Regions from separate parts of the Homo sapiens genome. Here regions 2 and 3 are each linked to region 1. Evidence: read pairs that join two places in POLR2A ChIA-PET (ENCODE). Cell type or tissue: PC-9. All regions are shown on one strand. Each heading gives the region's core, and the rest is flanking DNA. Links, peaks and the distances in the headings are about the cores only.

Evidence for each region. ChIA-PET counts read pairs that join two places held together with the same protein. Peaks named below come from ENCODE experiments on the same cell type or tissue, not always from the same donor. Only the 100,000 strongest peaks of a DNase experiment are listed, where the experiment ranks them.
Region 2: POLR2A ChIA-PET joins it to region 1 with 5 read pairs; 1 of 35 experiments calls an interaction of 5 or more read pairs at or near these places.
Region 3: POLR2A ChIA-PET joins it to region 1 with 6 read pairs; 4 of 35 experiments call an interaction of 5 or more read pairs at or near these places.

What each region holds. Positions count from the first base shown.
Region 1 is chrX:134,746,166-134,754,379 of GRCh38, reverse strand. It overlaps a transcript of PLAC1 not described here. Among named protein-coding and RNA genes, the nearest start is that of PABIR2, 47 kb to the left of the region's middle. In PC-9, for the core only: no CTCF peak of the experiment used is centred there; a DNase peak (open chromatin) is centred at 4,389.
Region 2 is chrX:134,932,878-134,941,091 of GRCh38, reverse strand. No RefSeq gene overlaps it. Among named protein-coding and RNA genes, the nearest start is that of LINC02243, 13 kb to the left of the region's middle. RefSeq lists a silencer at 6,867-7,067. In PC-9, for the core only: no CTCF peak of the experiment used is centred there; a DNase peak (open chromatin) is centred at 4,381; H3K27ac peaks cover 1,550 bases.
Region 3 is chrX:134,569,567-134,577,780 of GRCh38, reverse strand. The region is part of intron 2 of PLAC1 (placenta enriched 1); the gene reads left to right. Among named protein-coding and RNA genes, the nearest start is that of LINC00629, 24 kb to the right of the region's middle. In PC-9, for the core only: no CTCF peak of the experiment used is centred there; DNase peaks (open chromatin) are centred at 4,210 and 4,740; H3K4me3 peaks cover 675 bases; H3K27ac peaks cover 2,546 bases.

The DNA.
Region 1 (8,214 bases), core at 2,002-6,001:
AATCTCATGTATTAGCCTAAAGCAGCTTGAATCTACTCCCTATCTTGTGAATGTTTAGGAGTTTTGATAGCCTATATAAATAAGTGTGCTGCATAGCAGCAGTTATTACAATAAAACAATATTCTGCTGGATTTTGTTGAAGCTTTGATTAATGTGAATATAAATTGATAGGGACAACAGAAAGTTTGAGGTTAAAATTTAGGTAGCAACCTTGCCATAACGTATTGTAAAAGTACCATATGCTCATTGGATAATATATGAAAAGTAATGAAAAATAGAAAAAAGTTTAAAGTGAAAATAAAAATCACCATAATTACGCCAGGCAGAGACAGCTGTGTGTTTGTGGGGTTTTCTATGTGATGGAACTCAGATGCTATATGCAATATTTTAGTCTATGGAAGCACTTAAACATTGATAGTATTTTTTAAAGAAATATTTTGTGTCATCCGGGGTATTTAAGTTTTATGGTTTAGCACACTACTCTGGAGAATGGTTTGAGACTCCCGAGTCGAGAAATCAATTCACAGAAGTCCTGTTTCAATTACCTGCAGATGTCAGTGTGGATCTGAGTGTGATTCAACACTTTGTTCCAGGATGTGGTGGGACAGTTGAAGTCCAGTTGTGAACCAGTTGCTTATTAAACAAATAACAGTTTAGTTTGGATGAGAAATGTGAGCTGTAAGGACCTCAAGTCTCCGAAATTTCTTTTTATAAAATCTAAATAAGCATGGATATATTCTCCAGTTACATCCAGTTCACAGAAGATTATACCATCTCGTTCCCGCCCCTGATTGTTTAAACAGCCTAAGATTAGTTATAGTGCTGGAGAAGTAGAGTTGATGTCGTTGGGCTTATTAAATTTGACTCCAGCCCAGATGGCAGGTCTGAGCGATACATTAGGAGCTGTGTTGGTTTACTTTTTGCTGTTATCGTATATTTAAACTCAAAGTTTAAAACTGATGATTCCAGCTCTAAAAGGGCATCATCTTTGCCATTGCTTCTGATGCTTATCTGCTTTTCTACATGATCCCGCTCTTTCATGCAACTTCGTGACATGAAAAGTCAATGTCGATTAGGCTAGGAAAATGTCAGGGAGACTTGCAGTGGCTCATTTTACCAAAACACAATTGTTTCTCGGGCCACGACACAAATCTGCCATCTGTTTCATAAGCTTGCAGGCTTCCTCTGAAGTATAATTTGCTATATATATTGGTACAGAAATTGTTGGTAGCTTATGTTTACCTAGCAACATAATCTGTTTGGTAGAAGGCTGTGGGAAAGGAGGCTTTGTGGAGGAGGATTTTCTTTTTCTTTCTTTTTTTAAAGAGAGCAGTTTCTTCATCTACAAATTATCTTTAAGTGCAAGAAAGGCGGATGTGCTGGCCCAAACAATCTGCCTTTTATACCATTTTAACCTAAATTGCCTAGTAAATGCTCACTTTGGGAGTTATTTTTGCTATGTCAATTATCTCATATATACATGAATGCCCTCTTTTCAATTTATTTTTCTTTTCATACAAATCACTGTGAAATAACTGCCTTGACCTTCTAGCTGTAAAAGATCACCGAGCTTTGGGACTGCCTGCATCTGTCCAGTGTGTATTTCTCCTGTTTCCCAGTGCTCTTAGTGTGACTTGTGGGTTTTGAATGTTGAATTTACATTTCAAGGATGTTTGTCAGGGCCTGGTAGTCTTTAAGTTAAATGTAACAAAATCAAGCAGCCTGCACTGTGTTGTCTGCATTACATTAATTTTCATTTAATTGAATGAGCTGTATATTTCTACCTACCCACTTTCTTAGCTTTCTTATCAGCAGAGCAATGTGTCTGTTGAAAGAAAAAAAAAGCCAAGGGGAGAAAAAAAAGTTTTGACTTTCCTTCATGTTAGTTATAGACATCATATGCTGGTAAAGGTTAGAGTGTACTTTCTACATTCATTTTGAGAAGGGGAAGAAAGTGTTGTCCTGTCAACTTCCTTCATGTAACACCAAGGTATAATTTGCTGCAGGCTTATTGCATGATATTGCCCTTCTGAAAGTGACGGGTTTTTCATTTTAATCTATAGCTATTATGTAGTTCTCAATGAAGAGGCAATGTGGAGGTTACTAACCCACTTCCCTCTCTAAAAAAAAACAAACAAAGAAGAAATGAAAAGAAAAACGAACTTCTATATCATCCTGAGACTTTGAAACTAGTCCTGAGAAAAGACTGTAGCAGAATTGTTATATGGACAAAGTTCCTTTAGCCAGAGCCATCCCATGTCTTTCATCTTGCAGCCTTTGTTTCTGCCCCCTTGAGTCCCTAACTCTTCACAAGCCCAGAAATCTCCTCACAATGTAGCCTCACAGGAAAGCACTGATAACTTCTACAGAGTTGGCCCTGACAGTTTTGCAAGGGACATAGGAATTAACTGGGTTGGAAAGCAGGTTTCCTTGCATCACTGGGAGCAGCCATTAATAATACAAACATTTATTCTTGGTGTTCTCCAGTAATGCTAGTCATGGAAGTGAGAAATTGACAGCTTGAGTTGTGAAACTGAGACCCATTTTTATACAGAGCAGATAGTTAAAGGCAAGTGAGAGAAGATGAGCTAATGAGAGAAGGGTTGACAAAAGAAGAGCAGAGGACCGGGCTTTTGCAACAGAAGGGAGATGTAGGATGAAAGATCCTGGAGGAGTGAATGATCAAGGAGGGAAGCTTATTGTCTTATTTAACCAACACTTCTTCAGCATTGGTAGTGTGCCAGAGACAAGAGATGGGAGGAACAGGATAGAGAGGAGACATTTTTAGGAGGGTGATGAATGAAAACAAAATGGTAGAAGATGCCCCAAAAGTCTTTAGTGGCTTTATTTCTGTCGAGAAGGTCGGAAGTCAGATTGCAGAGGAGCAAGAAAGGAATGCAGCATTCATTCTAAAAGTTTGGCAGCATTCTAGAGACTGGTAGCTGGAAGGGTAGGAGGGTCACTTGTAGAGCAGTTGTTGATGTTGTTGTTGTTGTTGATGGTGATGCAGTTGTCTGCATGAGATTGAAGAGCCAATGGGATAGGAAATAAATCAGAGGTCCCTGGTGAGCAGTGCTGTCCACTAGAACTTTCCACGATGATGGGAATTACATACATTTGCACCGTCCCATTCAGGAGCCGCCAGCACCACGTGGCTGTTGAGTACTTGAAATGTGGCTAGCACAATCAAGAAACTTCATTTTTAGCTTTATTTCATTATAATTCATTTACATTTTTCTTTTCCTTTTTTTTTTTTTTTGACAGAGCCTTGCTGTGTTGCCCAGGCTGCAGTGCGGTGGCATGATCTTGGCTCACTGTAACCTCTGCCTCCTGGGTTCAAGCGATTCTCCTGCCTCAACCTCCTGAGTAGCTGGGACTACAGGTGGCGCCCCCACACCAGGCTATATATATATATAAATATATATATATATATTTATAAATATATATATATAAAAATATATATATATAAATATATATATAAATATATATATATATATTTATAAATATATATATATAAAAATATATATATATAAATATATATATAAATATATATATATATATATATATTTTTTTTTTTGTATTTTTATTAGAGACAGGGTTTCACCATGTTAACCAGGCTGGTCTTGAACTGCTGACCTCAGGTGATCCACCTGCCTCGGCCTCCCAAAGTGCTGGGATTACAGGCTTGAGCCACTGCGTCCGGTCATAATTCATTTACATTTAAATAGCTACACGTGGCAAGAGGTTACTATCTAGGACAGCAGAGGTCTATAAGGAGAAAATAAATGTGGGAGTAAGAAAATGGGAAGAGATGAATTCTAGAGCAGAGTAGGAGGCAGTAACTTAGTATTTAGGAAAAATCTTCATCTGATGAGAGATGCTCTCACATCTCCAATAGCTAGGGGAGTTCAGACCCATAGCGTAAATGTTTTCAGCAACCGAATTGTCAAGCTCATCTACTAAAAATGGGAGAGTTGAGAGGAAGAAGATTTGGGGACCCGAGGAGAAAGATTGGGATATTCACAGCATACGGTATATCAGGAACAACTGGGCAGTGATGGGAACCAAACTGTGGTTGACAGCATGAGTTTGTGGTGGGCCAAGTCTAAGAGGCTCAACATGGGCCAAATTTGTACTGAGCCAAATGCGTGCAATTCCATATAAGGTTCTTTCTGGAATAAGAAACAAACTAAAAGGATCTGGAAAAAGGATATTATGCAATTTAGGCTTAGAAAGTTATGTTTGAGTATATCCCAGCAGCTCTGTTACTCTCTCTTAAACATCTTCTGATAAATTCCATTGGTTTTTTTTTCTGATGAATTTAAGCCTTGATAGTATAAAATGTATTTAGAGGAATCTCACTAGGCAGGTTAGGGCCCTTCTGCCTGGGTGGTGTTTGGTTAGGGTTATCTGCAAGATTCCATTGCTTGTTCTCCAAGCAAAAGAGCTTTCGGGTAGCTCACCCACGCCTCTCTGGTGATAGGAGTGGAGATGGTGGGGGCTTCCTTATAGCTAGAAAAATTATAGCACTGTGTAAGCCCATTGCTATTTAACTAACACTCTTTCCAGATGTTCTTGGAATGGAGGCCAGGGGCAAGATATGCTTATTGCAATACAGCTTCTATTTGTGGGAAAGGAGAAAAATTAAAGGAATGAGCAGATAGAAATGGAAACTGATCAGCTAGTATTTTTCTATATGTTAATAACACGAAAAGAATTAATTATGAACTGAACAGAGTTTTCTTTAAAATCCAGGTATTAGGCAGCAATTTAAAATCTTGATTTTTTGATAGAAATATCTCAACAAGCTCAAATTTTTGACTTCAGAAACAAGTGCACTCTTTGGCTACCTCGTCAGTCCTGTGGATATTTCTGTGTAGGCATTTGGTTCTTGTTTTCTTCTGTCACCCAGGTTGGAGTACGGTGGCCTGAACATGTCTCACTGCAGCCTCAACCTCCCAGGTTCAAGGGATCCTCCCACTTTAGCCTCCCGAGTAGCTGGGACTACAGGCAAACGTCACCGTGCCTGTTTGTTGTTGTTGTTTGTTTGTTTTGTTTTGTTTTGAGTCAGAGTCTCACACTGTTGCCCAGGCTGGAGTGCAGTGGCACGATCTTGGCTCACTGCAACCTCTATCTTCCATGCTCAACAATCCTCATGCTTCAGCCTCCCAAGTAGCTAGGACTACAGGCAGGCACCACCAAGCCCGCCTAATTGTTGTATTTTTTGTAGAGACAGGGTTTCATCATGTTGCCTAGGCTGGTCTCGAACTCCTGGGCTCAAGTGAGCCTCCTGCCTTGGCCTCCCAAAGCACTGGGATTACAGGTGTGAGCCACCATGCCCAGCCTGATTCTTGTTTTCATTGCAGCCTAACACTCTTAGAAAAGGCTGATTCGTGTCAAAAACCCATGACAGTGAGTAACCCTGATTAGAACTCTTCTTCTAACATTAAAATTTAAAGTAAGCAAAATGTGTCTTGTTCAATATGTTCCAGTGGCCAGTAAGGGACAATACGACTTCTCCAGTCTCTATAGTTCCAGCTAGGGATTTAAAGAGAAATAAAACAGATGTTAGAGCCTCAACCTGCCAATATCAGACCTAGGTAATTGTCTTGCCAGTCATTTCATCCATCTGCTGTAAAATATCAAGACGTTCCCCCCATTTAAACCCTGATACCAGAGTAATTCAAGCTGCCTGAGTAACACCAGTAGCTACGACCAAATTAAGTTTTCAAAGATGAGAATAAAACTGCTGAAAGTAGAATTTGGCATGCCTCTAAGAGATAAGGAGTCACTCAGAAATTTTAGAATTTCAATTTGTTCATCCAGGCATTTGTTAAATATCTTCCAAGATCCCTTACCATTGGTGATGTGGGGAGAAGACAGGCGATTCAGTAGCGGTATCAGATATGAATCTGGCCCTCAAAGATTTGTACTCTAGTTGGGTTTACAGATCTGAAGCTTCTAAAGCAATTCGAGAACAATTAGATGTAAACTTACATGGTAAGGCCCAGAAGGTGACTAGAACCAGTACTTTTTTTTTTTTTTTTTTGAGATGGAGTCTCTCTCTTGTCGCCCAGGCTGGAGTACAGTGGCGTGATCTTGGCCCACTGCAACCTCCGCCTCCCGGGTTCAAGTGATTCTCCTGTCTCAGCCTCCTGAGTAGCCGAGATTACAGGCGCCTGCCACCATGCCCGGCTAATTTTTGTGTTTTTAGTAGAGACAGGGTTTCACCATGTTGGCCGGGCTGGTCTCCAACTCCTGACCTCAAGTGATCCGCCCACCTCGGCCTCCCAAAATGCTGGGATTACAGGCGTGAGCCACTGCATGCAGCTGAACCTGTATCTTTAAAAACAAAAGAGACATGTGATAGCACAGAGAGAACCTGGCATTAGCGTATCTAAGGCCAATTTTGTCACTAACTGACCGGATCACCTTGGCCTTAAACTCTAAATCCTGTTTGTTTTTCTATAAAATGGAGATTGTGCTACTTGCTAAACTGGCTTTCTCACAGGGCTTCTTGTCTAGGGTGGGAAGCCATACTGGATAATTTTGAAGTCCTTTCCTGGCTCTTAATATTCTATGATTTTATGGTAGTGAATGCAAAAGTGCTTTGAAAAGTGTTAAGTGGTGTACATTGTAATATTTGTGGCATTATCATCATTATGAATGCCTCTTTGGGGTTCCCAGAGGCTGATGTTCTCCGTGCATCTGCTCACAGGACCACCACACAGCAAGTTTCCTGACTCTCAGGCCAGGATTCTCTTTCTGATCCCATAATGTCTCTTTTAAAAATTAATAAGCTGAGTGACTAGCAGATAATTTCCCAAGGAGGTCCCTACAATTTCCCCACTCCCACACACATTTATTTTCTCTTCCTTGGCAGAGTGCAAACTTCACTACAGGCCACCGAACAAAATAATGTCTTCTTTTAAAATCATTAAGCTGAGTGACCAGGCAACTCGAAATATAGCAGGGTGTTTCCCAGGGAGGTCAGGTCACCACTTTCCCCACCCCCTCCTCATTTATCTTCTCTTCTCCATCAGAATGCAAGCTGCCACACAAACTTTTGGGCATATGCTCTTTTGGCCTCCTGGATAGGCAGGTGTTAGCCACAGGAAACAAGCAACTAAACAGGCTGCTCTTGGTGCCGATTGGCCATGGGTTAATGAGAGGTTTCATTTAACTCTAGGTGGTCGGTGGTGTTCCACCCCACCTCTCCCAGAGTATGTCATTGTCCTGAATGAGAAGGCCTGAGGGCAATGCTTAGAAATGAGTTTAAGCTGTTACACATCAACTAAGGTTAAAGTCCTCTGTGCTTCTGTCCCCCTTATTGCCTACTCTATACCATTCCTCTTAGCATATACTGCCTTGGGCTGTTTTTATTTTTTCTGAAGCATGTGGCCTGTATCCCTTAGTGAAACCCTGTAGCCCCTTGAACATTGAGCACAATGTTCTGTAAACAATATTCACATGATTTGAAAAACAAAATCCAAGCAATGTAGAAAATACGATCTTCTGAAGTATTTACAGTCCAAAAGAAATTATACTGATACTAATCCAAGAGACTTGGAAGTCTATTCACTTCCACCCTTTCACCTCAAATTGTGCAGATTGGTTTAACAGCCCACCATGTCTCACTAATGTTAATGTATGGTTACCTCTGGCAGTCTCGACGCTGAGATCTGTGACTGGAGCCTGGGCATCAGTTAACTTTGCCAATGACTGTGATATATCATCTATAATATATGATACGTGATATGGCCAGTGGAGCCAAACAAGTCATTGGAGAGTGAGTTATGGGCTTTCTGGACAGAAGAGGTATTGGGTCAAGTCCAAAAACAGCATTCAATTTTCCTACTCTGTAAGCAGCAAGAAAAATGAGGGCCAAGGTGACCACAATCCTATCTAGCCTCTACATCTGCCTTTACCAAGATGTTTCTAAAGTCCTTGATGTTAACTCCAGAAAGGCAGTAAAAATGGACCAACAGCAGAGAGATGTAAAGGGTGCCTTCCTGTCTCTTGGGACAATGAGGCAGCCAGCCAGCCTGGCCAGCTGAAGGAGAACAAGGCAACCTGCCCAGCGAGACAAAGCAGAGGTCAGACAAGGAAGTGGAACTATTCTGCAAGAGGGGTGGGAGTTTTGAAAAATTAAAAACAGGTCAAGGAGGAAGCTGATGATGGGAACTGAACCTCAGGCCACAGGCCTTTGATTGT
Region 2 (8,214 bases), core at 2,332-6,331, 190 kb before region 1:
CAAAGTGACCTTTCTGAGCTATTAGACTTTCAAAAGTTTGCAGCTTTTATTACAATACTATTATTACTAGTATCATAAATTCCCAAAGAAAATGGGGATAATTAAGTACCTGTTCTTATAGGATTCTTATGGTAATTAAATAAGGTAATGCACTTTAAAAATAACTTAACACTTCAACATGTAGTAATCTGTAGATTATACTGTTAGTAGTAGCAGTAGCAGTAGTATTGCAGTGTCATATCTAATGTGAAAGTTAAGTTACAGAGTCAGCATGTCAAGCCAAAAATCACATTAAAATTATTCTTGGCCAGATGCGATGGCTCATGCCTGTAATCCCAACACTTTGGGAGGCCGAGGTGGGCGAATCACGAGGTCAGGAGTTCGAGACCAGCCTGGCCAACATGGTGAAACCCCGTCTCTACTAAAAACACAAAAATTAGCCAGGCGTGGTGGCGGGAGCATGTATACCCAGCTACTCGGGAGGCTGAGGCAGGAGAATTGCTTGAACCCGGGAGGCAGAGGTTGCAGGGAGTTGAGATCACGCCACTGCACTCCAGCCTTGGTGACAGAGTGAGACTCTGTCTCAAAAAAAAAAAAAAAAAAAGCGTTTAAAAAAAAAAGATACTAGCAGGCCACACGCAGTGGCTCATGCCTGTAATCCCAGCACTTTGAGGGGCCAAGGCAGACAGATCACTTGAGGTCAGGAGTTCAAGACCAGCCTGGCCAACATGGCAAAACCCCGTCTCTACTAAAAAATACAAAAAATTAGCCGGGCGTGGTGGCAGGCACCTGTAGTCTCAGCTACTTTGGAGGCTGAGGCAGGAGAATCACTTGAACCTGGGAGGCAGATGTTGCAGTGAGCCGAAATTGCTCCATTGCACTCTGGCCTGGGTGACAGAGTGAGACTCCATCTCAAAATAAAAAAGAAAAAAAAATTATTCTTGAAAGGACTAGGCACAGTGGCTCACACCTGTAATCCCAGCATTTTGGGAGGCCGAGTCAGGCAGACCACTTGAGGCCAGCATTCGAGACCAGCCTGGCCAACATGGGAAAAGCCTGTCTCTACTAAAATACAAAAATTAACCAGGTTTGGTGGTGCATGCCTGTAATTCCAGCTACTTGGGAGGCTGAGGGATGAGGATTGCTTGAAAACCCAGGAGGCAGAGGTTGCAGTGGGCCGAGATGCCACCATTGCACTCCAGCCTGGGCAACAGAGCAAGACTCTGTCTAAAAAATATATATATATATATATTTCTTGAAAGTTCCAATAATTTCCCATAAAGTATACTATCCATGCCCTTGCATATATGCTGTCCAACTGATTTACTCCTGTCTCATGCTCATTCTGTGGCATATACTTACTAAATGGAATGGCAAATGGATTTGCTTTTTCTATTTCTTTTATTTTCCTGTATTGGTAGAGCATACCCACACAGTTAAATCTGCATAAATTAAATGCACTAAATGGGACACCACTGATTTATTAGTACAGACAGCCCTCTGTATCTGTGGGTTATGCATCTGTGGATTCAATCAACTTGAAATCAAAGATATTTGAAAAAAAATGCCTGTGCTGAACATGTACAGATTTTTTGTTGTTGTTGTCATTCTTCCCTAAACAATGCAGTGTATGTATTTACATAGCATTTACATTGTATTGGGTATTATAAGTAATCTAGAGATGGTTTATATAAAGAAGGATGTGCATCAGTTATGTGCAAATACTACGCCATTTTATATCAGAGACTTGAGCATCTGAGAATTTTGGTATCCATGAGGGTCCTAGAGCCAATCCTCTGTAGATACAGAGGGACGACTCTATCTAATGTGAGCCCTACCCTTTGCTACTTTCTTGAGACAAAAAACTCAAAGTTTTTAAAATGCTGACCCTGAGATTCATTTATATTGAAACCACAGAATTTTAGAGTTGGAAAGGATCTTGAAGGAGTTGATCAATGCATGGGGTGGCAGAATATCAGAGTTCCAGATGTGACTGTGGTACTTACAAGCTAGATGAGCCACTTAACCCCTCTGTCTTTCATATGCTCACAGGTAAAATGATGGGAGGGCGTATGCTGCCTGTCTTCCAAAGCTGTGGAGGAAATTCCACAAGATAGTAATTATAACAATAATGATGTCGAAAAGCAAACTTTCAACAAGTTGAGTTGAAAAGATCTAAATGGCTTTTATTAATGATTCATGAATTGGGCAGCATCCCATCCATAAAATAGAAGGAATTCCAATGAGCAGAGCAGAGAGGGTTGGTTTTATAGGCAGAAAAGTGGTAAAGAAGCAAAAATAGAGAACAAAAAGTAGATTGTTCATTTTTTTCACTTGTTTTTATTTATTTATTTATTTTTAATGATAGAGTCTCACTCTGTCACCCAGGCTGGAATGCAGTGGTGTGATCACAGCTCACTGCAGCCTCATCCTCCTAGGCTCAAGCAATCCTCCTACCTCAGTCTCGTAAGTAGCTGGGACCACAGGCACGCATTACTGCACTCAGCTAATTTTTTAGTTTTTTGTAGAGACAGGGTCTCCTTATGTTGCCCAGGCTGGTCTGGAACTCCTGGGCTCAAACAATCTTCCCACCTTGGCCTCCCAAAGTGCTGAGATTACAGGTGTGAGCCACCACACCCAGCAAATTGTTCATTTCAAAGTTACTTTCCTTACAGGGTTAGAATAGAGGGGACTTCATTATCATACTGGCTCAGATAAACTGGGCCCCTTCTGATTGGCCACTGTGAATATCTTATTTTTTGGAAAGTTGGCTCATTTTAAAGTTCAGTTTGATTACATGGCACCTAGAACTAGTGACTCCATTCTGGTTTGGTTTGCTCTGTTAGGCCTAGTCCAGGATCTCAGTCCAAAACAATTGGCTTCCCACAATTTTTATTTAAGAAGATAATAACAATTGTTAATGCTTACTGGAGGCTATTTCATTTAATTCTCACAGTAGTCTTGAACGAGGTAGTTTCCATAATTAACCCCAATTTGTACATGGAGAACCTGAGACACCAAGATGTGTGTCAATGCACTTTGAAAAATCAAGCCCGAATTAGCCGGGCATGGTGGTAGGCACCTGTAATCCCAGCTACGTGGGAGGCTGAGGCAGGGGAATCGCTTGAACTCAGGAGGCAGAGGTCGCAGTGACCCGAGATCGCGCCACTGCACTCCAGACTGGGTGACAGAGCAAGACTCTATCTCAAAAAAAAAAAAAAAAAAAAGGAAAGAAAAAAGAAAAACAAAACTCAAACCTGGTGGCCGGGCAAGGTGGCTCACGCCCGTAATCCCAACACTTTGGGAGGCCAAGGTGGGTGGATCACATGAGGTCAGGAGTTCGAGACCAGCCTGACCCCATCTCTACTAAAAATACAAAAATTTGCCGGGCCTGGTGGTGTGTGCCTGTAGTCTCAGCTACTTGGGAGGCTGAGACAGGAAAATTGCTTGAACCTGGAAGGCAGAGGTTGCAGTGAGCTGAGATCCCACCACTGCACTCCAGCCTGGGTAAAAGAGTGAGACTCTGTCTCAAAAGTAAAAAAAAGAGAACTCAAGCCCTATGCAAGTGTGGAGATTGATTGGGATGAGGCTGCTGAGGGATAGAAATACAAATGTGACTTTGGAGAAGTCACATCCCCAAACTGGGATTACTTTTCTCATCTGTAAAATGAAGAAGTTGAACTCTTTCAAGGTACATTCAAAACTCCAAGAGTTTAAATAGAAAAGTTGAATGTGGTTCATTGTCCATACACTATAAATAAATTATTTCATGAACAAATTCTAATAAATTTACTTGTCAAGCTCTCTACAGCAACTCTATTAGGTCCACATGTTGAAGCCTGCATGGCATTTCACCCATTGCCAAGTTGCCCCTTTCTTTTATGTTTATTTGAAGTGCGAATGCTTCAAAGTGTTCTGAATATTTTCTCCTTACAGTGCAATAAAAGGACCAAGGAACATTCCCAGCAAAGCCTGCTTATAATTTATAATGCCAGATTACAATTTAATAATACATCTGTGGCTCCTTTGGCCAGCTTGACTGAAATTTTTAACGTGCATTTTTTCTGTAAGGCAAACAGGATACGTTCATTTTCCCATGTTTCAACTGTAAATATATTTTAATACTTTAAAAAATTTTAGAAAGAAGAAAGGAAGGAGGAAAAGAAAGAAGAAAGGAAGGGAGAAAAGAAAAAAAGGAAAGAAGGAGGGAAAGAAGGAAGGAAGGGAGGGAGAGAGGGAGGGAGGAAGGAAGGAAAAGAGTCACATTTCTGCTCTAATCCAATCCCAGTATTTTTCACTCCTAGATGCTTCCTTCTGACCTTGTTCAGCTGCTTTCAAATTTTTCCATAGTTTGTTCATTCCACAGGTATTTATTAAGTCATACCACTTACCAGGCAACAATCATTGTTCTAAGGACTGGAGATACAGCAAAGAGGAAGACAGAGGCCCAGCCTTGGTTGTAAGTTCCATGTACACGTACTTTTGTTTCCCTTTTTTTTTTTTTTGGCTTAACATTATATCTTAAGCATTTTTCCATGTGTTTGCCCTGAAAGAATGTGGACAAAAAAAATAAAATAGGCTCTGTTGTTAGAGGGAATTAGTAAGTTAATAAAACATTTGTTGATTCCACTGAAAGCATTAAAGTAGTAACAAAATAATTTTTACAAAAGTAAAAAAGAATAAAACATTTGTGCAGTCCTGCTGGGAGAGAGATTTGAAGATGATAATAATCACTGTTTTTCAGCCGGGTGTGATGGCTCAGGCTTGTAATCCCAGCAGTTTGTGAGACCGAGGCAGGAGGATTACCTGAGTCCAGGAGTTCGAGACCAGCCTGGCCAAAATAGTGAAACCCTGTCTGTACAAAAAATACAAAAATTAGCCAGACGTGGTGATGGACACCTGTAGTCCCAGCTACTTGGGAGGCTGAGGCATGAGAATCACTTGAACCCGGGAGGCGGAGGTTGCAGTGGGCCGAGATTGCGCCACTGCACTCCAGACTCTGTCTCAAAAAAAAAAATCAAGTTTTTTTGAGTACCTCCTTTGTGATAGGCACCATCTAGATGATATACACATATTATCTCATTTACATTAATCTTCACTACAGCTCTATGAGGTTGAAGATAGTATTATCTTATCCCTATTTTGCATGTAAGGAAACTGAGGATCAGAGCTTCTAAATTGCAAAGCCAGAATTAGAGTTCCAGTCTGAGCTGCATCAAACATTTCCCTTTACTCTGGGGATGGAGTGAGGAGCTTTGATTTCATTCCATTTCTTTCTTTTTGGAGAATAGGGAGTGGGCAATCATTTTGAACCAATTTGCCCAATTTCATAACTACGTTCAGGTTTGAAAGGAGCTGAAAATGATATGCAATTTGGAGGAAGTGAAAGAAAATAGAAATTATCCCCCTTTTTCTCTTTCCTCACCTTAAGACCTGCCACTGCATCCTTTTTGTTTGGAGAAACAAATGAGAAAATTGTCCGATCTTTTAGCAATAGCTTAAAACACAAATTACCAAGATACAGTAATTAGACTGAATAGTCAAGACATGCCAAAGATGTCTAGTTTTATTGCCTACATGCGCCAGTGGTTTAAGGGAGGTTAGGGTCACCTTGAGTCCTTCACATATCTCCAAGGTGATAACAGCAACAAAAACAAAATTCTAACAAAAAGAATTCCTGGACAGTCATGCAGCTCTTTACAGTTTTCAATGCCCTGTACAGCAGATTCTCAAATAGGAACAATGTGTGGACACTTTCCATCAGAAAATAATTATTTCAGGCCCTCAGTGTTGATCTTCTATTATAATATTACTTACATATATGATAACATAAAACAAGACATAAACTCCTTATACTCATAGCATTTAAACAACTGTAAATCCAGAATGATTTCACATATTAAATGCAAACAAAACTAAAAAATCAATACAACTCAAATCACTAACACTAGTTTAATATAATGGATGGTGTTGTTTTGCTAAAATGAAATCACTTGCCCCAGTGTGAATTGAATATTAGCATGTGCATTATTAAAACAATTCCTCTGAATTAACTTTGATGTTATCTGGCTTCGTTTGAAGGAAATATATCACTTATACTTTATGTCTACCTCTGTTCTTTTCCCTTGGATCCAAAAGAATTAAAGTAGTAATCTTTGGTACCATTATGATTGTAAACAGAAATGCAAATTTTAGTGCTGAAATTGCATGACAGTATTTGGTTATAAGATGGTCATTGACTTAATACCATTCTGTGGGACAACTTGAGGACCACAGTGTCAGAAACACTAGTGATTAAGAGCATAAGCTTTGAAACCTGACAGATCTGAGTTTGCCACTTCCTAGTTGTGTGAGCTTGGACAAGTAATTTAACCTCTCTGTTCCTCAGGTTTCTTCCCCTGTAAAATGGGGATAATAATAGTACTTTAATTTTGCCAGCAGAAACAGGCACCATGACCCACTTTTTAGACATGATGTTTAAGCCTGAAACTGCTGAGAAACTAGAAGTCACTCAGTGTTCCTTCAGCGCTCCTCTGTAATTCCAGAACTACATGAAGGTGGACAGGTTTTAAAAAGATATTTCTCTGGACTTTCACCCTCCCCTCCCAATATCTGCATTTGCTATCCCAGGTTCATGTTTTAGGGTGGAACTGGAAAATGTGATTGAGCTTTAAAAAGGAAACAGCAAAATGGCAATGCCAGTAAATAGACAATTGAGAATCAGTTGAACTCATGCCACAAGACAGCTGTTTCTATATGAAGCCCACCAATGAAAGCCTGCTTTTCTGCTTCCTGACCTGGCACGAATCCCTTGATTCCTGCGGCCCCCAAGGTTGAAAATAGCCCAGCCACCTGCCAAGGGTTGGTATATTTTTAGGACCAACAGGATTGGAAACAGGGCTCTGTATGCCTGGAACTTGAGCCAGGCTGCTGGGTGGGTATCTTACCTTCACTGGGTTGCTGGTTTCTGTGCTGCTGGATCAAATCCAGCAGCCAGTCACAGAAATGGACAGAGAGCTGTGAGAGAAGCAGATTGGAACAGTGAAAGGAGGTGGGGTTTGTCTGGGGAGGGGTGAATACAGGGAGAATGGAGTGAGTAGAAGGTCATAGCTAGTGGATGTTGGGTTAAAAGATATAGGAAAGGGGCTGGGTGCGGTGGCTCATGACTGTAATCCCAGCACTTCGGGAGGCAGACGCGGGTGGATCACTTGAGGTCAGGAGTTAGAGACCAGCCTGACTAACATAGTGAAACCCCGTCTCTACTAAAAATACAAAAAATATCTGGAAATCGCTTGAACCCGGGAGGCGGAGGTTGCAGTGACCCGAGATCATGCCACTGCACTCCAGCCTGGGCAACAAAGCGAGATTCTGTCTCAAAAAAAATATAAAAGATATAAGAAAGTTCCATAAATGATAGGACCCCACAACAAGCAGAAATCACAGTGCTAGACCCTTTCCTTGTTTAGAAAAAAAGTGTAGTTAAAACTTATCTCAATATCTTCCATCAGTCTCTCAAACAAACAGCTCAGAAATGGTCCCAATACCAGGTATTTGTCAAACTATAACAGATGAGACTGGGCACCAGTGGGTGCACGGTGGCTCATGCCTGTAATCCTGGCTGAGGAGGGCAGATCACTTGAGCCCAGGAGTTTGAGGCCAGCCTAGGCAACATGCCAAAACCCTGTCTCTACAGAAAATATAAAAATTAGCCAGGCATGGGTAGTCCCAGCTCCTCGGGAGGCTGAGGTGGGAGAATCACTTGAGCCCAGGAGGTCGAGGCTGCAGTGAGCCGTGATGGCACCACCGCACTCCAGCCTGGGAGACAGAGACCCTGTCTCAAAAAAAAAAAAAACAAAAAACAACAACAACAACAACAACAAAAACAAGTTATAGCAGATGAATCTGAAGCTTTTATTCTCTCCTTCCTTTTATCTGCACCCCACTCAAGAGAAAAAATTACTTTCCTTATGTCTCACTGTGGGTCTTACTCCCTCCTCTGAGTAATTTATCAGTCATTCTTCCAAACCAACACAACATTCCTTCTAAGCAACGTACACACAGAGAAGAGATGAATAGATGGGAGAGCAGAACACAAAGGCCTAACTAACCTCATTTGAGAGCCAATTAATCTGCTTGAGAAAATATTTTTTTGAATTTCATTTGAGACCTGAAGGATAAATCATGCCAAACTGTGGTGCTGGTGTGGGGGAGGGC
Region 3 (8,214 bases), core at 2,332-6,331, 180 kb after region 1:
ACACACACACACACACACACACACACACACGCATGCATGCACACATGAGGCATTCTGTGATAGAACCTTAAACACCATCTTTTTTTTTTCTTTGGTGGAGTCTCTCTCTCTGTTGCCCAGGCTGGAGTGCAGTGGCGCGACCTCAGCTCACTGCAACCTCTGCCCCCCAGTTCAAGCGATTCTCCTGCCTCAGCCTCCAGAGTAGCTGGGACTACAGGCATGCGCCACCACGCCCAGCTAATTTTTGCATTTTTAGTGGAGACGGGGCTTCACCATGTTGGCCAGGCTGGTCTTGAGCTCCTGACCTTAGGTGATACGCCCGCCTTGGCCTCCCAAAGTGCTGAGATTACAGGCGTGAGCCACTGCACCCGGCCAAAGATCATCTACTCTAGCCTCTGACGTAGGACAGGATCTCCCTCTCCAGTGACCCCAACAAGTGGACAGCCAGCCTCTAACTGAATGCCTACAGGGAACAAAGAGATCTTAGTTTCACTCTAGGTTTCTCCATCCATTTTTGGACAACTTTTATAGTTGGGAACGTCTCCCTGATATTACACTGCAATTCTAGTTCAGTTTCTCCTGTAGGCATCAAATATCAGCACCAATACCACTTTTAACTGGCCCCTTTCTTTCTAAGTTTTTGTCTCTATTCCTTGTTGCTTCATCATATTTCTAATTCTAAATGGAATTTAAGATTGTAACAAAACACAGAGTCAGAACATTAATAATTGCAGGCTCCTATCTCAGAAAGGAGGCATGTGTGTCTGTTCCATTTGTTGGGAAGATATAATTGTTAGTTTGCTAGGGCTGCTGTACACAAACTGGGTGGCTTAAAACAACAAAAAATGTATTGTCTTACAGCTCTGGGGGCTGGAAGTTCAAAATCAAGGTGTCAGCAGGGCCATATTGTGTGACGGCTCTAGAGAAGCCTCTTCTAGTTCTGGTATTTGCTGACAATTCTTGACGTTCCTGGGGTTGCAGGCACATCATTGGAGTGATGCACATGGCCGCCTTCTTCCTACATGTCTCACATTGTCTTACCTCTGTGTGTGTCTGTCTCTGTGTCCACATTTTCCCCTTTTGTAAAGACATAAGTCATTGGATTGGAGCCCACCATAATGATTTCATTTTATATTGATTACCTCTGTAAAGAGCATATTTCCAAATAAAGTCACATTCTGAACACTAGGGGTTAAGACTTCAATATATCTTTTTGGGAGGACACAATTTTTTTTTTTTTTTTTTGAGACAGAGTCTCACTCTGTCGCCCAGGCTGGAGTGCAGTGGCACGATCTTGGCTCACTGCAACCTCCGCCTCCTGGGTTCAAGCGATTCTTCTGCCTCAGCCTCTGAGTAGCTGGGACTACAGGCATGTGCCACCATGTCTAGCTAATTTTTGTGTTTTTAGTAGAGACAGGGTTTTACCATATTGGCCAGGCTGGTCTCGAACTCCTGACCTTGTGATCCACCCACCTCAGCTTCCCAAAATGCTGGGATTACAGGCGTGAGCCACCACACCCAGCTGGGAGGACATAATTTTATACATATATATGTATATATAATTATCTAGCTATATAGAATATATAGATATAGAATAGATATAGATATATAATGTATATATAGAATATTAGATACATAGATATAGAATACATAGATAGGTATTCCTAAACATTTGTAGTCCAGTGATGTAAGTTCAAGTCTCAGTCCTGGAGAAAAATTTCAGAAAGAAAGTCCTTCATTCTTTGTTAAGGGAAGATAGATTACCAGTGGGGGGAAACTTCCTTTTTGTTGTTAATAATTATATTAATATCATATATGTATATATTATTAGATATGATAAGACTTTTATATTTATTTTTAACATTATATATGGTGTATTTTAAAATATTATGTATTATAATATGCAAATGATGAACACAAGTTTAACCAATTGCTTTTTTTTAAACAAGTAATTAATTTCAGGAAAAAGGCACCAAACCAACACCCTGTTCTACTTTTTTTTTTTTTTTTTTGAGACGGAGTCTTATTCTGTCGCCCACGCTGGAGTGCAGTGGCGCCATCTCAGCTCACTGCAACCTCTGCCTCCTGGGTTCAAGCAATTCTCCTGCCTCAGCTTCCCAAGTAGCTGGGACTACAGGCACGTGCCACCACGCCTGGCTAATTTTTTGTATTTTTAATAGAGACGGGGTTTCACTGTGTTAGCCAGGATGGTCTCAATCTCCTGACCTCATGATCTACCCGCCTTGGCCTCCTAAAGTGCTGGGATTACAGGCGTGAGCCACTGCGCCCGGCTCAACACCCTGTTCTTGCTCTTTTTTTTTTGTTTGTTTTTTTTTGGAGACAGGGTCTCACTCTGGGCTCAAGCAATCCTCCTGCCAAGTAGCTGGGACAACAGGTGCGCACCACCACATCCAGCTAGTTTTTAAAAAATTGTTATGTTTTTTGATATTGCTAGTATAAGGAGCTATCACACCCAAAGTCAAATCTTCGTTATATAGAAAGTCCAGATCAGAGAAGTGTATAGTGATATTTACCAGTACAATACTCTATCATATGTGGATATGGGGTCAACTGCAAAGCACTTTTGGGAACATTCAGGCTCGGGGACACTCAAACTGACGTGAAGTTAGCCTGGATCTCTCTTTTAGTCCAGAGTTGGCAGAGTGAAAAGCCCAGCCCAGAGGGAGCCAAGGGTCAAGTTGGGGTAGGGGAGAATTCACCCATCTTGCCTCTGATTTCCCAAGAACCTCTAGCATTTTCTGATTTCTGTATCTGTGTATGGAACTGGGAGTGGATGTGTAGGTCTGCTCTCAGGAGGAACAGATATCCAGCCTGTGGTTTAGGTTCCTTTTTCTAGCTAAGGGAATCCTTGGACAACCTCAGGGCTAAGTCCATTTGCCTGGGTAAACTTGGGGACTCTAGCAAGCCCCTTCGAGGCACCCCACCATTCTTCAGTACCTCGTGAACCTGAGGCTTCTGCTTCTGATTATGCTGTCTCTCAATTGCCTGGACTTGGTCTAGATACGGCTTGATAATTTCTTCTTTCCTCCCATGTAAAGGCCAGACTAGGGGAGAGTTCCACTTTGTCTTCTTTCCAGAGGACGACTTATCACAGGGATGGAGGAAAAGGGGTACAAAGAGTGCTGGCTGCACTTGGAGTCACTGACTAAGAGCTAATTGACAGGACATTGGGTACCGTTGGATGGGACAGACATAGAGCCCTTGGCATCAATGATCCTAGAAGATAAGCAGGTGTGCAAGTGGACAGGCCAGGACGCTTGTTAGGACTCTGTACTCTCTAACTATTATAGAAAGGCTCTACTGCTACCCCAGGCCTTCAACTGGTAGACTAGAGAAGGAGTGGGGGAAGGGGTTAGCCAATAACCAGATTCAGGCCCTTAGGGGCTGGACAAGGAGGCACAGGGGCAGGTGGTGATTTCTGGTGGTCATTCATTAATTTCTTCCTTCTTTCATTTAAAAAATATTTACTAAGTACTTACTGTGTACCAGATACTATAGTAGATCAAGACCCCATTTTTAAAGGAATTTATGGTACAATAATTAAGGAATGGGGAGAAATAGTAGGGATCAGGGCAATAGTAAGAAACAGATTTGGGGATTTTCTTCTCCTCAGTATGTGTGTGTGTGTCTGTCTCTCCATCACTGTGTGTGTGTGTGTGTGTGTGTGTGAGAGAGAGAGAGAGAGAGACAGAGAGAGAGAGAGAAAATTTATCTTCCTACAATGTCCTCATCACAAAGCAATGCATCTTTACCTACTCCGATATGCACGCATGCCTCCCAAATTGTAGGCTCGCTAACAATGACCAACAGCCTTCCTATCAAAGGAACCTTTTCTAAAACCTTCTCTACGTCTCAGGAGCCAAATGATGGTGAATGGCCTCAGTCAGGATGTTATACACATGCACCAAGTGACCACATTCTGGGTGGGGCATGCACAAGGTAGCTTTGGGTTTTGGAAAGATGCATTCTGGTCAAGTCAGTGAAAAATCAGCCAAGTAGCCTATAAAGTCAACTGTGGTTTATTTTGGACTTAGGCCACACCTAAGGGGCCATATGCGTGCACCTCACTTTAAGAAAACCTGTACTCAAAAATCCCAATTTTGAAAGGGAGACGGGAATGTGCCTGACCATTTTTGGAAGCCATCTAGAGCCCTCATTTATTGACACAGGTGTATCAAAGAGGTGGTGAAGCCCTTGAAGGAACATCTGATTCAATCCTCTGCCTTCTGATGATTTCAGATCACCTCAGGCAAATGGGCCTTTATCTGGTTTTGGCAGACTCCCAGAGACTACTAATGGGTTAAAAATGTGGCCGTGGCTGCCGTGGAGTTGAGAGGTCTGCACAGACACAAACCTACCTTGTCTTTTAAAATGAGAAGGGACTCTGGGGCTTTGTGGAAAAGGGTGTAGTTTTCTGAAAAAAATCAAACTCAAATAAATTGTTAAGTTAAAACATAAACTGAATTAGGGGCATACATTTGGGATGTCCCTCACACTTCATGGAAATTATGAAATACATCTCTTTGTTCAAGTTTAAAATTCAACCAACTCAGCTTCTCTGCACAAAAGGGGAGGAGTTCCCATGACCTGATCTTTGCAATTTCCTCTAAAGTATGGCTTTCTGTATTTATTTAGGAATATTTATGTTCAGTCAGGGCATGGTTTACCCTTGTTGTGTAGCCTTATTATGGTTTGATTTCACATTGGACTACTCACCTTTTAGTAACCAAATTTGCGACCCAGCGGAAATTTCTCTCTTACAAGGAGCTTGGATTCTTATTTATTTTGCAACCTTTATTTGTGTATGAGATGAACCATGACATTTAAACTATGCTTGATAGCTTAACAGATTATAAGAACAAAACCAGATGGCCCAAACAAAAATAATGCTTTGATTGCTTTAAAATTCAATGTCAAAAATTAAAAACAGCTTTCAAAAAGCCTTGACTTTTTTCCCCCGAGATAATTTTGAATCATATATGTGGACATATACTTTCCCCCCAAATTAGAAATATATAAAAAATTTAACAATGGTTATTTGGGGGTTGAGAAGGGTGTTTCCTTCTTTTTTCTTTTCGACACCACCCAATTTTTCTGCAGTTAGTTTTAGAATCAGAAATAAATTTTTAATGGCTGCTTTTTAGTTTAATTTTAATGAAGCCTTTTTAAGGGTTCGGTCAAGGTGTTTTTCTCTGCTGAGAAAATGGACATTGTTAAGCATTAGCAGTTCATAATTCTTCTTCCACACAAAATGATGAATAATGTGCGGTTACTTTAACACTGTGCTTCATGAGGTTGGAAAACTAAACCGGTCTCAGCGTCTTTAAAATTAATGTAAATTCTACAAAAGCAGTTATTTAATTTTCTAACTCGCTTTAATGTACTTTCAACATCATTAGTATTAATCACAATTGTCACTTTCTTTGAGAGCAGTGAACCAACTAATTCCTTAAAACTGGGCTTTAAAAAGAACCTCCATTTTAAAAGGCTCTCAAACCTTGAGATAGTTTGCAGGTCACAGTCAGAATGTGACTGCTTGAATGTTTAAACTAAAGCACCCACAAAGTGTTAGGATTCCTTTTTTTCCGTTCTTGTCTTGTAAAAGAATCTTTATTCTGACTCAGATTCATTTTTCTTTAAATCAGCTGCAAGAGAGTGAACAAACTTTGCTGCAAATCAAAGCCCTGACAGTTACATTTCCCTGAGATAATTGCATGCTGCTTTGGAGTTTCCTTTTCCCTGCTGTTTCCTTTTGTTTTGACAACAAGTTTCTGGGAAAACAATATACAAATGATAACTATGCTGTCACGAGTATACTGAATTTTAAAAATAAATAACTGTCGACCCAAAAAGCTTCCAGGAGCCTATGGAGTGAATTCTTTTTCCAAACCGTTCCAAAACCAGATGTGGAAATGTTTAGCTAATTCCCCTTCCCATTCTTCATGCAAAGAGTTCATACGTGTCTCTAACGACATCAGAGGAGATGGGGAGGCAAAAAATCCTGTCTGCTTTCAAAGCGATTTCTCTTACACTTCTCAATTCTCTCTCTAACGTCACAAAACTAATTTGGACTTCAGCTTTTGTCTCTTTTTAAAAGGATTTTTTTGGGGTCCTGAGATTAAAAATGCTCTGTGCTTAGACCAATATTCAATCTCTTCATTATAAAACATTAAGAAATAGAGCTCATGGTAAGAACACTTAAAATCTACCCTCTTAGCCATTTTGAAATATACAATATATTATTATTGGCTGAACTCACCATGCTGTGCAATAGATCACTAGAACTTATTCCTCCTGTCTAACTGCAACTTTTTACTTTTTGACCAGTATCTCCCCTTACCCCTTCCACTCCACCCCAATAACCACCATTCTACTCTCTACTTCTTAAAGTAAGGCAATGGTCATGTTAACCAGCTTGATCTAAAATAATCATTCCACAATGTAAACATAGATCATTGTTACATGTATACATAGAACACTGTATCCCATAAATATATACAATTTTTATTTGTCAATTTAAAAACAAAACAACTGCTGAACTTTATAAGCAGCATTTTCAGCATAAAAAATTTAACGATGGGGGAGTTAAGTGGCAGCTCTTCTTCCTCTTTCCTTTTTTTGTTTTGGCCAATCCATTCTCTTCCTGTCTATAAGAAGAAAAGGGCTGTCTTGGTTTCACAAGTACTACGAGATCTCAGTCTGGCTTTGCTAATCAGATTGTATCACTGTCAGTGACTGATATAGATAGCTCTTAAACATAAACACTGGCATTTTTCTGAACTTAATTAAAAGAGCATATGTGTTTATGAGGGAAGAAAGGAAATACAGTTTATATTCCCAAAATGAAATGTTTTATGATTTTTTAATGTAGAAAATTTATTAAGGCTTATTAGGGAGTTCTTGAAAAAAAGGGAAAGAGGAAAACTCTGTTAAAGGAGCTAGTGGGAAATGTATATGCATAAACTCCATTTACAAAAAAACAGAAAGCTACTTGTACTCTGTAGCTTCAAGGAAAGCAAACATTTTGCATCCAGGTGTTATTAGAAGCTCTGGGTTTGCCTGACCTCTCTATAGCTCAGTTCAGGACGCTGTGTACCAACAGCTGAGCCCTACTTGGCTATACAAATGCATCTAGGCTCATTGCTTCGGGCATGTTGCAAGGCTAATTTGCAATCGAGTCAAAATGGGGCTACAGTGATACAGACCCTGAGACTGCTTTTTTTCTCAGCACAGAGGCCTCCCCAAGAAGCTGGACAGTAGTCCCAAAATGAGTGCTCCCTTCTTTGCATTTATTTCTTCCCCAGTCCCCAACTCCACGTCAGCTCTAAAGAGTTCTAAAGACTTTAAATAGAATTCTGCCCACAGCTCCTGGGATACTGTGCATGGCCCGCATGATGGCTAAAAATACCTTCAGCTGGGCACCCCCACACAGCCCTCTCTTCTGGCATCTCCTTCCCATCTCTAACCCCTCAGCCTTCTTTTCCCTCTGCCCCCAATAACTAGAGCCCACTTTCTCCCTCCCTTGTTCGGGATCCCATTCTTCCAGCACATCTCAGCAAGGTGTTAGAAAAGTCAGCTGATGAATTCACACTGTGTTGTGAATGACTTATAACCATCCCCCCTGCCGGACGTGGTGGCTCACGCCTGTAATCCTGTAATCCGAGCACTTTGGGAGGCCAAGGCAGGCGGATCACCTGAGGTCAGGAGTTCGAGAGCAGCCTGGCCAACATGGTGAAACCCTATCTCTACTAAAAATACAAAAATTAGCAGGGCATGGTGGCGGGTGCCTGCCTGTAGTCCCAGCTACTTGGGAGGCTGAGGCAGAAGAATCGCTTGAACCCAGGAGGCGGAGGTTGCAGTGAGCCAAGGTCGTGCCACTGCACTCCAGCCTGGACAACAGAGCAAGACTCCGTCTCAAATAATAACAATAATAATAATAACCGTCCCCCAACACACACACACACACACACAAACACACACACACACACACACACACACACACACACACACACACACACACTACTCTACCCTTCCCTAGGAATTGCAGGTAGCAGGAGAAGGGAGGCTGCCCTGCTTTGAGGATCTGTTCTCAGCAAGAAGGAGTAAGTCTCAAAGTGTGCCAATGAGCTGGGCATTCGCAAGCTCATTAGAAAGTACATTCTGCTTTCCCCCTAATCTCCTTTCTCTCCCCTT